Linked DNA regions of Homo sapiens: region 1 is linked to region 2. A link is a loop called in an ENCODE intact Hi-C map of the cell type or tissue named here. Cell type or tissue: MCF 10A. All regions are shown on one strand. Links, peaks and the distances in the headings refer to the core of each region. The heading gives the core; the rest is flanking DNA.

Region 1 (6,201 bases), core at 453-5,452, 250 kb before region 2:
AAAGCAGGCATCCTGCTGAGCCTCAGATGCCTGCAAGGCCAGTGAGGAGCTGTTCCTCCCACACACCTGGCCACACAGGACCCTGACTGCACAGGCCAGTGCCATCACAGCCTCCCCTTTCCCAGGGCTGGGGACCGACTCTCTCCTCTCTGCTCCAGCCACGGTGGCTTCCTGGCGTCCATCCAGTGCACCAAGCTCACTTCTGCCTCAGGGCCTTGGCACCTGCTGTCCCCTCTGCCTGTGATGCCATTGATCCAGTTACTCTTGTGCCCACTCCTTCTAATTTGGGCATCTTCCCAAATGCCACTTCCTTGTAGGGCTTTCCCTGGCCACCCCATCTCCCGTGGCCTCTCAGCACTTCACATCTCTCCTGACCGTTATCCTGTTCTAATCTCTTCTTAGCACATGGCAACACGTGCAGGTGCAGTACTTAATTTTCTTCTCTGCCTCCTCCTCTTCCTCCTCCTTCCTCTTCCTTCCGCCTCCTTCTCTTTCTCCTCCTTCTTTCTCTTACTCCTCCTCCTTCCTCTTCCTCCTCCCTCCTCCTCTACCTCCTCCCTCCTCCTCTTCCTCCTCCTCCTCTTCCTCCCTTTCCTCCTCTTCCTCCTCCCTCCTCCTCTTTTTCCCCCTCCTCCTCTTCCTCCTTCCTTCTTCCTCCCTCCTCCTCCTCTTTCTCCCCTTCTCCTCCTTCTCTTCCTCCCCTTCTTTCTCCTCCTCCTCTTCTTCCCTCTCCTCCCTCTTTTCTTCCTCTTCTTCCTCTTTCTCCTCCTCCCTTCTTGTTCCTCTTCCTCCCTCCTCCTCCTCTTTCTCCCTTTCTCCTCCCTCTCTTCCTCTCCTTCTTTCTCCTCTTTCTCCTCCCCCTCCTCCTCTTCTTTCCCCTTCCTCCTTCCCTTCTTCCTCTTCCTCCTTTCCCTCTTCCTCTTCCTCCTTTCCCTCCTCTGCTTCTCTCTTCTTCCTCCTCCTCCCTTCTTTCTTCTTCTCCTCCTCCTCTTCCTTCTCCCATCCCCCTTCTCCTTGTCATCCTCCTCCTCCTCTGTGTCCCAGCAGCACATTGGCTCCAGGAGAAGTTGCTCTTGTCTGCTCTGCCTGCTGCTGGGTGCTGGGCACCTAGAATCGTGCCTGCTCACAGTAAGTGCTGGGCGAGCGTTTACTGACTGAGCAGTTACATGTGCCTGGGGGTCTCGTGAGATGGAGGAAGAACAGATCTTGGTGCCAGACTCTATAAAACCGTGTGGCCTGGATGACTCACAGGGCCTCCCTGAACCCCAGCATCTATTTCTGTAAAATTGGGGAAAGGACACCAACCTGCCTCAAAGATTCCACTCCAGGTGGGACCTAGGTGGGAGGTGCCCAGCCCACAGGATGCAGGGCAGCTTACAACGCACCCTGGCTTCTCAGCCAGAGCCTCCCAGGCTCCCCACCTTAGCCTCCCACACACCACTCAGGCATCCACAACACATTTAATTTGATTTAGGGAGGGAAATCTCTATTTTTTCGGTGGTGTTAGCATTGACGGTCTATTTCCTGCTTGGGACTCAGTGCCGAGTTGGCATTAATGTAGAAAAATTAGTATTATCAGGGCTGCTTTCAGAGCCATCGCTCACACTGCAGCCCGTGACACGTTAATTAAACTTGATAAATGCTCTTGTCTAAAGATAACTTTTGAACAAAGGATCCAGTCACCTTATTAGCTGGCTACATGCTCTGGTAAATTGCCTGGGAGGCTTTTGGAACTCCCTAGGGCCTGTGGCTGGGGACCGCAGGGCTCTGTCTTGGGGAGAGGGCTTCTCGGCTCTCCCAGTTCTGGGGATGGGCAGTCGCGCTATGGCGGGGGCACCCTACACGTCCCAGGGGCTGGGGAGGGCACTGTGGACCTGGAGGGCAGGATGGGTGTCTCAACCCAGCTCCCACCGTGGGCTCCGTCCTCTTCCGATTTGCAGTTCCCTTCACAAGCCCCTTCCGGCTCAGCAGCCTGCCCTATCACCATAACAATCCCATCCCACATGAACCATCCATCAGGAAGCCCACCAATATGACGGCTGCCCCCGCTGTGGCGTGGTCCTTGGGGCCCATCCTGCAGTGGTGTCATCTTCATGCCATTCAGCTACCGGTCCTCCTCTCCCTCCTTCTCTTTCTCCTCCTTCATCCTCCTCCTCTTCTTCCTCCCCACCCCCAGTGATCTCGGCTCACTGCAACCTCTGCCTCCCAGGTTCAAGGGATTCTCCTGCCTTAGCTTCTCAAGTAGCTGGGGTTACAGGCTTGTACCAGCATGCATGGCTAATTTTTTTGTATTTTTAGTAGAGGCGGGATTTTGCCATGTTGGCCAGGGTGGCCTTGAACTCCTGACCTTGGGTGATCCACCCGCTTTGGCCTCCCAAAGTGCTGGGATTACGGGCATGAGTCACCTCACCCGGTTGGCAGAGTCAGTTTCTAAGGAGAGGGAAGGAGGGGCACTGGGCAGGCTCTTGGCAATCTCTGCCAGGAAGGCTTTCCCAGCTCTGAGTAATTCTCTTTGTAGCACGTCTCAATTGCAATTTTATATTTGCTTTTTTCTTGACTTATTTGATGACTGTGGGCTTCACAAGGGCAGGGGTTTCTGTATTTTCTATGTTCCCCAGCAAACAGTAGGTGTGTAATAAAAATTTGTTGAGTGAATGAATGAATGAATAACTTTTCTCTGTATCCCTAGGTAAGCTCCTCTCCTTCTCTGGGCCTCAGTTTCCCCATCTATAAATCAGCCCATCTTTAAGCCTTCTCCTGCTTCTCAACCTCATGATGCTGCCCTCACCCAGCGCTCCAAAGATCAGATAGGGTAAGGTGGAGGGAACATTTATTAGGCACCAACTGTGTGCCAGGCCCTGTGCAGGGCAATGGGAGCTTGAAGATGGATCTGACAATGTTCTGGCATTCCAGAGACAGGGTAAGCAGTTCCACAGTGTGGCCTGTGGTGGACACGGAGAAGCCCCTGGGTGGTGGAAGCCAAGAGGAGGCACCTGACCCTGGATGGAGGGTCAAGGAAGGCTGCAGGGGCCTGAGTGATGGGTGCAGAAATAATAGGAGGCAGGCCGGGCCTGGTGGCTCACGCCTATCATCCCAGCACTTTGGGAGACTGAGGTGAGTAGATCACCTGAGGTCAGGAGTTCAAGACCAGCCTGGCCAACATGGTGAAACCCCGTGTCTACTAAAAATACAAAAACTAGCCAGGTGTGGTGGCGGGCGCCTGTAATCCCAGCTACTCAGGAGGCTGAGGCAGGAGACTCACTTGAACCCAGGAGGCGGAGGTTGCAGTGAGCTGAGATGGCACCACTGCACTCCAGCCTTGGTGACAGAGCAAGACTCCACCTCAAAAAAAAAAAAAAAAAAAAAAAAGAGAAAGAAATAATAAGAGGCAAAAATTCCAGGCCAAGGGAGCTGCCTGTGCAAAGGTCCATGGTCAGGAGAGAGCATAGGTCCCATTCTGTTGGTGTTGCCCTGAGGCAGGGGATAAAAGGGGACATTGAGGCCCAAGAGGCAAGCCCAGGATGAATCAGAGAGGCCCAGAGGGCAGTGGGGAGCTGTGGGTGAGCTTAAAGCAGGGAAGTGGCATGATCAGAATTGTGCTTCAGCATGAGCAAGCTGACTCTTCTGAGAAGGCCGGCCCAGAGGGCCAGAGGCTGAAGGCTGGGACGCGGTGCAGAGATGGCACCTGGACTCACCAAGGCAGCCTCCACTGGTGACTGGATGTGGGAGACCTCTGCACTTGTTCATAAGGTGTTTTCATGACCCTTCATTCACTTAATCCTCCAGATTATAGCCCTGGGGACAGGCATTGGCGCTAGGTCACACTGATGGCCCCACTCTCCCACCTTCTTTGGAGCTGCCCGTTTCACCGGGGCTGGGTTGGCCTGCCCACCTCTCACTCTGGGCTTGGCCCTGTGATCCATGTTGGTCAACAGGACAAAGCGGAAGTGGCTGTGGCCCACCTTGAGCTGAGTCTCGGGGGGCTGTGTACCCTCTGCTTGCTCTCCTGCACCTCTGCCATTGCCACGAGGACACACCCAGCTCAGCCTGGGAGGGTGAGGAGCACTCAGGCTCATTGCCAGCAGCTAGCCGCCCACCAGACACGTGGGTGAGCCCCGCCAAGACCAGAAGAATCGCGCCACAGAGCCCAGCTGAAACTGCTGAACTGTGAGTCAAATAAACACTTATTTGAAGCTTCCAAGTTTTGGGTAGTTTGTGACACAGCTTTATTGTGGCACTAAATACAGTTTTCTGTCCTTATTTTAAAGACTGTGTCTTTTGAGTTTTCACGGCCAGGGACCCTGCTCTGAGGTCCGTGTGATTTGCCTGCACTGTGCGACCTCCCAGCGCCGATCTCGGAGGCCTCGGCTCCCGGGGGATAGGAAGGCGGTTTTGCCTGGCCCTGGGCTGCGGCAGTGCTGGAGCCTCACCTGTATCAGTGTGGCCGCTCCACTCTGCTGGCTGTTCACTCATCGCCACTGCTGTGGTTCCAGCCGGGAGCAACAGCATCATTATCTTCAAGATGCAGCAGCAGGAGTCTTCATCTGATTCTGAGCCTCACGTCTCAGAGCAGAACTGACTCCCGCTGGGAGGTGGGGCTGCATCCTCTTTGTGAAGCTGAAAATGAAGAGGAAATTGTCATCGGGGGTTACGAAGAACGCGGTGGCATTTGCGACAGATGGCAACGCAGCTAAGTTTCCAATCATCGGGCTTGAAGCCGTTCTTTATTTGTAACTTTGCCTTTTCAGTGCAGATAAGTTCGGGCCTCGTTATTTCTCTCTAGGCTTATGGCGGAAAGCTAGGCATGGTGCTGCTGGCCATGGGGCAGGGTCCGAGCACCCTCCTTTAGCTGGCCTGTCCAGCCTCGCCTCTGATGCTGTCTCTGCTGTGCTATGGTGTAAGGAAGAAGCCAGAAGGCAGGCGATGTGGGTTCCAGCCCTAGTTCTGCCTGTTACTGGCTGTGTGGCTGTGGGCATGTTATGGTCCTCTCTGGCCTTGAGGTTGTCATTTGCCACCCTCTACACCAGCTGCCACTGGGGCATGGGGGAGGAGACAGAAGATGTTGGTGGGAGGCAGACCATGAGGCTCAAAAACATCAAGGGCACAGAGAGGTCAGTGGGGGCTGAACACATTAGCCAGGACTCCCAGCAGCAGGAAACTCACCAGTCCAGCCTGCTCTGCTGACAGGACGTCCCTCCAGATGTCCAGAGGAAGTTCCAGAGGAAGTCTGCCAGCTTCATCTCCCGAGCCTCCATTTCCTCATCCGTAAAGTGGGTAGGGCTGTGGCAAAAGTTCCATGGCATGAGGTGCGAAGAGTGCTCACCTAGGCCGGCACATCATGGGCTCTCTGGGGACATGGACCATTTTCTCCTCCTCCCGAGGCAGGCCAAGCTCCAGGAAGCAGAAGACCTTCCAATGTGGGAGGAGAGGGTACTCAAGGGGTAGCCCAGTAGGGCTGAAGGTCTTCCCCGGTGCCCTGTGCAAACATGGGGGCAGGTGGGTGGTGCATGGCAGACCTGGTGTTCCTGGACATGGAGGCAGCCCATGGCCACAGCTGTGCTGAGACTCAGGCCACTCAGTTCATCCCTCTGCATCCCTCTCCCCCTCCTCCCTAAAGCCCTGCAAACCTGCCTTCGTGGCCCTTTTCTTCCCTGATGAGGCTTTGGAATGAGCTGCTTTTTTTAGCCTCTCCAATCAGGCCGGCATCGTGCTTGGCTATTGTTAGCATCTCAGCTCGACGCCTCCTTCAGAAAGTGATGAGATCATCCTCCCAGAGGTCCACGGTCACCTTTCCACAAGGCTCAGCAACGTGCAGACCTCTCCTCCCATCCCCTACCCTGGTCCCAGGACAGGGACAGTGACAGCACTGAGAAGAGGAGTCAGGGACTGAACTAGGAGCAGGAAGGGAACTGGGAGTGAATGATCAAGGAGAATCTACTGTGGGCTCCGGACAGCGTCCTCTCTGCCCGCCAGCAACCCTTCCTTGCCTCTGGGGCCAGCACTTTGTTTTTCCCTCAAGGAGCCAGCTCACCTTCTGTGTCATGCTGTACTGACCCCCACGCCTTACCAGCCCATCATGCACGGTGTTCCCCTCTGGTTCAGTGATTGGATCCCAAGCAGGATGTGTAACCATCCATTCTCCTCTTTAAACAGAACCTGTTTTGTTGGAGTGAAAGTTTGCCCCCTTAAAAATAGGTGTTA
Region 2 (6,201 bases), core at 662-5,661:
GCCACTCCCAGTTACCGGTCATCCATCCATCCATCCCTTCACTCCCCTTCTTCAGCCAACTCCCCGAGCCCCCATGCCTGTGCTGAAGGGCCTCGGCTCACCCTTGGCACTCTCAAGGAAGCAGAGGAGGAAGTGACCCTGGACAAGCCAGCAGAGCTGGAGGCATCCCTAGGTCAGGTCATGAGGCAGTGGGGAGCTCCTGGGGGTGGGGAAGTGCACGTGCGGTAGGCACCTGTCCTTTGGAGCCTGGGAGAGGTTGGGGCCAGGGGAGCTTGGTCCAGAATGACAGGCGTGAATCAGCTAGAGGAAGGGGGAGATGTTCTGGGCAGGGACCCTCTGTGGGCAGAGATGCAGACACAGCAGGGCGGCTGAAGCCTTCTGGACCTGCGGGTCTGGGAGGTGGCTGCAGACCTGGAGGGCTGGGGGATGGAGCAGGGCCAGGGCAGGAGACAACACTACCCCCAGCTTGAGTGAGGGTTTGAATAGCAGGGTGGGGCAGGGAGGAGGGGAGGGTGGCCAGGTTCGGAGCTTAGACAGCTTCTGGGTGGGCTGCCCATGGTTGAGGTGGGCACAGGGAGAGGCAGTTTGGGCCAAGAAGGTGAATCTGATTTCCAGTTCCCTAGGACAATTGGCCAAGCCCTCTCCAGCCCCACCCCAAAGGCCACACTGCAAGAGGGTTGCCTCATGCCCAGGCCCTTGGCTTCTGGGGCGGGTTGGGGGGCGGTGGCATGTAGACAGCAGGTCTGGCCACTTCAGCTGTCTGTGTCCACAGTACAGGACTTCACCGAACAGGCTCACAATTGCACCCTCCACAGCACTAGGGTTGCACTTGGCAGTGACAGCCCGAAGGCCTGCCCCGAGCCAGGTACCATGCTGAGCACACTCGGAACCCAGCTTCCCACTTAATCCTCATGCCAATCTTGTCAGTGGCAACTGTGGATTCTGTTGTATAGATGAGAAAACTGGCCCAAAGAGGCTAATAATACATAACCCCACCAGGACCAGGCTCCCAACCACTACACTATACCACCTAGTGAGGGGTGGCAATATAGAGTTCCTAGGACACAGCACCAGGAACCATGAGGGGGCAGGGGCCCCGCAGTCTCACTTTCTAGTCATTATCCTGTTTACTTTCCAATATTACTGACCCAGAGCCTGGCCTGCCTTATGCTTAGATGAAAGCTATCCCCTCCCTTCTTAGGGATGCTTTGCCTCTATTAACCCAGTCTTGGCTGCTTTAGCTTCTCCCCAGTTGACTTGTACAACAGATTCACAGGATCTTAGAGCGAACTGAGAGCCCCTTCCCCAGCGCCCCCAAGAGAGGCTTTTCCCAGCCCAGCTGCTCTTTCAGAAGTTACTGAAACAATTGTCAACCCCTAAGAATAGTGGGGCCTTGTTTCCTAAACACTAAACAGGCAGAGTTCTGGACATCTGAGCCAGGATGAGTGAGGAGGGTGACCCGAGGCCCTGCCCACCCTGGTTATGCCCTCCTGGGGACACCAGGGGACACCCATTCCATAGGCGCTGGTCTCACTCTGCACAGGGCCTGGCAGGAGGGTGGCCCCATCTCTTCCTCCCTCCCTTTTTGCACCCCTTCCCTCCTTCCTGCCTTCCTCCAGGGTACACATTCCTTGACCCCTAAGCATGAACCCCCTAGGGAGGTGGAGGAGACTCCAAGGTCACTGAGACCCACCCCCGGGCAGCTTCCAGCCAACCTGTTTAACGATTGACTCTATGAATAAATCATTCTCTAGCTGGGGCTGTGGATGTCCCACTGGCCCTACTGATGTGCCTTCTGTCCCCCCACCCCAGTTATCATGAGCCCCTTCCTCCTTTTCCTCTTAGCTGTGGCCAGGTCAGAAATGTTCATCCTGACTTCCCCAGTCACGGGCCGTCCCCACTTCCCACAAGCCCAGGTTTTCTCGTTCAGCCCCTCAGGACACAGTGCCTCTGAAAGCGTCAGACCAGGCCCAGGCAGGGTCTCTGGTGTACGCGCACGTGTGTGTGTGTGTGTGTGTGTGTGTGTGTGTGTGTGTGTGCGCGCCCCCCACTCTCCACAGCCCTCAAGGGGGTGGGCAGGGTGGTAGACAGAGACAGTGCCAGCAGCAGGCCTGAGCCTCGTGTGCTGTGCTGTGATGGGGAGAGGCCCCAGGAACTGCTGGTGGAGGGGGCTGAAACCGATCTGCTTCCCCATATTCAGATGGGGACACTGAGGCCCAGAGAGGGCTGGGACCGTGTTCAAGGTCACACAGTGAACTGGGGATTCTTGAGGGCCAAGGATGTTCAAGCCTATATTGCAGACATGGTGGACATTGTCCAGAGGCCTTGAGGAGCTTTGGGGAGTCGGGGGTGTGGGGAGGAGTACAAACATTTCCTAGATGATGAAATTTACACTGAAGCCCACCGAGGCACTCCTTTTAGGAAAGGGCTTCAGAATCGCTCCCTGCCTAGCCATCCACAGAAGCAGAAGCTGAGATGAAATGTAAATGCCTCCAGTCCTATATTTTTCGACATCAACCTGAACAGGGCGTTTACATCGACAGCCCATACCCCCCAGCCTGCTCTCCTTCCCCTCCCATCTGGGGCACATACTCCAGTCACCACCCATCTGCCTGCACGCACACCTACCCCAACAGATGTGTGCAAACGGCTGCCTCCAGAAATTAAGAAATAATGCATGAGTTTCCCAAATTACACCCATTTAACACTGAATTAAGTTCTGGAAGCTCTTAACAGAGCCCTGGGAGGGAAAAAAAATTTTTTTTTGGTCACACTTCCCTGGAAAATGAGACAAACCGTGATCTTTGAAAACCCAGCTACATAATCTGATTATTCCTCCCTGGCAAGCCTCAGAGAGATGCCCAGCAGAGGGAGGGGATGGCCGGCTCTGCCGCGGAGGAGAGATTTGCATTGGGAAATTGGACTGGGAAAGTTTGTCTCCCGTGCCAGATTCCGAAGCTCCTCGTTGTCGCCTGATGGGCTCAAAATAAAGTGCCGTTTTCTTAGATATTGGCACAAATTAAAAATAAAGGCAAATTCCTTCCATAATCCAGCGCGAGAATTTCCTCTGAGGCTCCCGGAGCTTGTCACGGAAACGATGGTGATTTGCTTTCACTTTGGGTTCCTTTCCTTTGTCGGGAGAATTGTACGTGTGCAGCTGGATTTACAGACCGAAAGAAATGCATTTAGTGTTCATTCATTCCACATTTCTGGAGCGTCTACCAAGTTCTGGGGCGAGGAGGGGCGATTTGAAACAGGGTCCTTCCCTGGTGAGTTTTGCAGTGTGTTTGTTGGGGGAAGGGAAGGAGAACTAAAGAAAAGCCCCTGAGAGGGGTCAGGGAGGGCTTCCTGGTAGAAGTAAATTTCGGCTTGGGTCTTGATAGGTGTGTAGGAGCGTGCCAAGTAGAAGAAGGCAGAGGGGCATTTCGGGAAGAGGAGCAGCCTGAGGAAATTCTTGGTGTGGGTCTCACACGGATGTGGCTTCTCGTTATGAAGGTTCCTTTGTGACAACCTGGCTGGACATGTGGCTTTTTACAAAGCCCTTTCATATCCATTATTTTCCACTGCCCTTGGGTAGCCCAAGGCAGGCCAAGTTTCCCTAAAGGAGAGAGCTGAGCCCAGAGATGGGAAGCAAGGTGGCCAGAGTCGCAGCCAGGCGGGACTCTGAAACCCAAGGCCCTGGATCTCATGGGCTCTGTGCGGGTTGAGAGCAAATAGAATAAGTTATTCTATAGAAATTCTAAAACTTAAAGAACTACAGACATGAATTCCAAAGTCTAGAAAGGCCCCTTTCTCCCTCCACGGGAACCGAACTCCCTGGCTGCAAGAGGGGCTGGGCTTCAAGACCTGGGTCCCGGTGATGCCCATGCTGGGGCTGCCAGCTCTGAGCCTCGGTCTCTGCGTCCAGAAAATGTGCTGATGGAGCCTCTCTCTGCCCATTTGCAGGAAGCCTGGCATCATCCCAAGTCCCAGAAGGTCCAGGTTCAGCCTTCAGCTCAGTGAGAGTCCAGCAGGGTCTTTTTTTTTTTTTTTCTTTTGAGACGGAGTCTCTCTCTGTCACCCAGGCTGGAGTGCAGTTGCTCAATCTCAGCTCACTGCAACCTCCACCTCCTGGGTTCAAGCGATTCTCTTGCCTCAGCCTCCCTAGTAGCTGGGATTACAGGCGCCCACCACCATGCCCAGCTAATTTTTGTAGTTTTAGTAGAGACAGGGTTTCGCCACGTTGGCCAGGCTGATCTTGAACTCCTGACCTCAGATGATCCACCCACCTTGGCCTCCCAAAGTGCTGGGATTACAGGCATGAGCCACTGCACCCAGCCCTCCAGCAGGGCCTTTGCTGTTTAAATTGTTCAAGCTTCTGGGCGCTGGGCTGGAGTGTGGCAGTGTAGCATCAGCTGGGTGCAGCTGCCTGGAATCTGATCCCTAGGACAGAAAGGCCTTTGGAGAATGAGCCGTGCAGCTGAGATGAGCCCTATCCTCAGGACAACGGGCCAGAGGGAGGCTCCGGGTGCTGATCTCAGGCAGGCTGCCTCCTTCCCCAAGAGCAGCCTGGAATTCCCGAGGCTATGCTGGGATTTCACATAGACAAGTCTCCGCTGCTTGCTCCTCACTTTGTGACCTTGGGCAAGTTATATAACCCCTGGAGCCTCAGTTTCCTTACCTGCAAAATGGGTTATTGTGAGACCAGATAAAATAAATTCATACAAAGGGTTTAGTTAGCACAGTGTGCATTCAATGCCTTGTCCGCCTCTGTATTCTCACTTTGATACTGTTAACAACTTTGTGTTACTGTGTTGACATTGTTGCAGCCCTTCCATGAAGCAGCCAGGCAGGAACCAAATCTGCTCATCCCCAGACCCCTAGAGTAGGGACCACCAAGCCTGTGGTTGTTGAATGAATGAGGAAATGAATCAGGTGAGCAGTTAGACCAGTGGCGGTGTTTCTTACCCAGCACCATGGCAACTGCAGACCAGGCAGGGGGGAGCCAGCTTTGGAGCCTGGGTTCTGATCTAGCCCCATCTCTTACTAGTGACCAATGGGGGCTGCATATTTCCCTCTGAGCCTCAGCATCCTCATTTTCAACATAGGGCTAATAATGATGATAATAACCTGAGTGGCTTGTGAGGATTTGAGGCGGGGATTGTAACATTTGGGACAGCTGGGTCAGTTACATTGCTAACCATTATGTTTTACCCCTAAGCTCTAGAGAGACAGTAAGATTTCAAATCCCAGTCTCCACTCCTCCTGGCTGTGTGGCCTTGGACAAATTACAGCACCTCTCTGAGCCTGTTTCCTCATCTAAAAATTGGGATGATATCCACCTCTTCAGGAATTAAACGAGTTGCTCCAAGGAATGTGTTTGGTGCAGACGGGCATATAGTAAGTGCTCAGTAAATATAACTGGAATTATTATCACCACTGCTACATTTAAAAGCAGAAACACCAAGGAGGCACAGAAGCAGTGAAGGGTCAGAGAGCCTCTCTCTATCCTGGAAGGGTGGAGGCCGCCTTGTTCCTAGTTTAGCTTGATAGTATCAAGTCCAGGTTTGGCATGCTTTGGACAGGTTGCTGAGAATGAAGGGATGATAGATGGATGGATGGATGGATGGATGGATGGATGGATGGATGGATGGTGAGTGGGTGGATGGATGCATGGATGGATGAATGGGTGGATAGATGAATGAATGGGTGGGTGAGGTGGGTGGATGGATGGATGGTGGATGGATGGATGGATGAATGGGTGGGTGAGGTGGGTAGATGGATGGATGGATGGTTGATGGATGGATGCATGGATGGATGAATGAATGGATGGATGGATGAATGGATGGATGGATGGTTGATGGATGGATGCATGGATGGATGAATGAATGGATGGATGGATGAATGGGTGGATGGATGGATGGATGGATGGTGGATGGATGCATGGATGGATGAATGGGTGGATAGATGGATGAATGGGTGGATGGATGGATGGATGAATGGGTGGGTGAGGTGGATGGATGGATGGATGGATGGATGGTGGATGGATGAATGGATGGATGGATGGATAAATGGGTGGATGAATGGGTGGACAGATGGATGGTGGATGGATGCATGGATGGATGAATGGATGGATGGATGGATGAATGGGTGGATGGATGGATGGATGAACGGGTGGGTGAGGTGGGTAGATGGGTGGATGGATGGATGGATGGATGGGTG

What was found. A loop is a pair of places that touch in the nucleus more often than their neighbours do. Peaks named below come from ENCODE experiments on the same cell type or tissue, not always from the same donor. Only the 100,000 strongest peaks of a DNase experiment are listed, where the experiment ranks them.
Region 1: it touches region 2 in a loop (5-fold over the local background); 7 of 110 quality-filtered maps call a loop at or near these places.

Annotation. Positions count from the first base shown.
Region 1 is chr22:44,570,455-44,576,655 of GRCh38, reverse strand. It overlaps LINC00207 (long intergenic non-protein coding RNA 207), which reads right to left. Exons shown (of 4, transcript NR_028411.1): 2 at 6,068-6,156; 3 at 5,164-5,280; 4 at 4,207-4,617. Among named protein-coding and RNA genes, the nearest start is that of LINC00207, 4.2 kb to the right of the region's middle. RefSeq lists an enhancer at 1,904-2,443. In MCF 10A, for the core only: no CTCF peak of the experiment used is centred there; a DNase peak (open chromatin) is centred at 2,415.
Region 2 is chr22:44,323,079-44,329,279 of GRCh38, reverse strand. It overlaps a transcript of SHISAL1 not described here. Among named protein-coding and RNA genes, the nearest start is that of SHISAL1, 13 kb to the right of the region's middle. In MCF 10A, for the core only: a CTCF peak has its summit at 2,859 (motif pointing right); no DNase peak of the experiment used is centred there.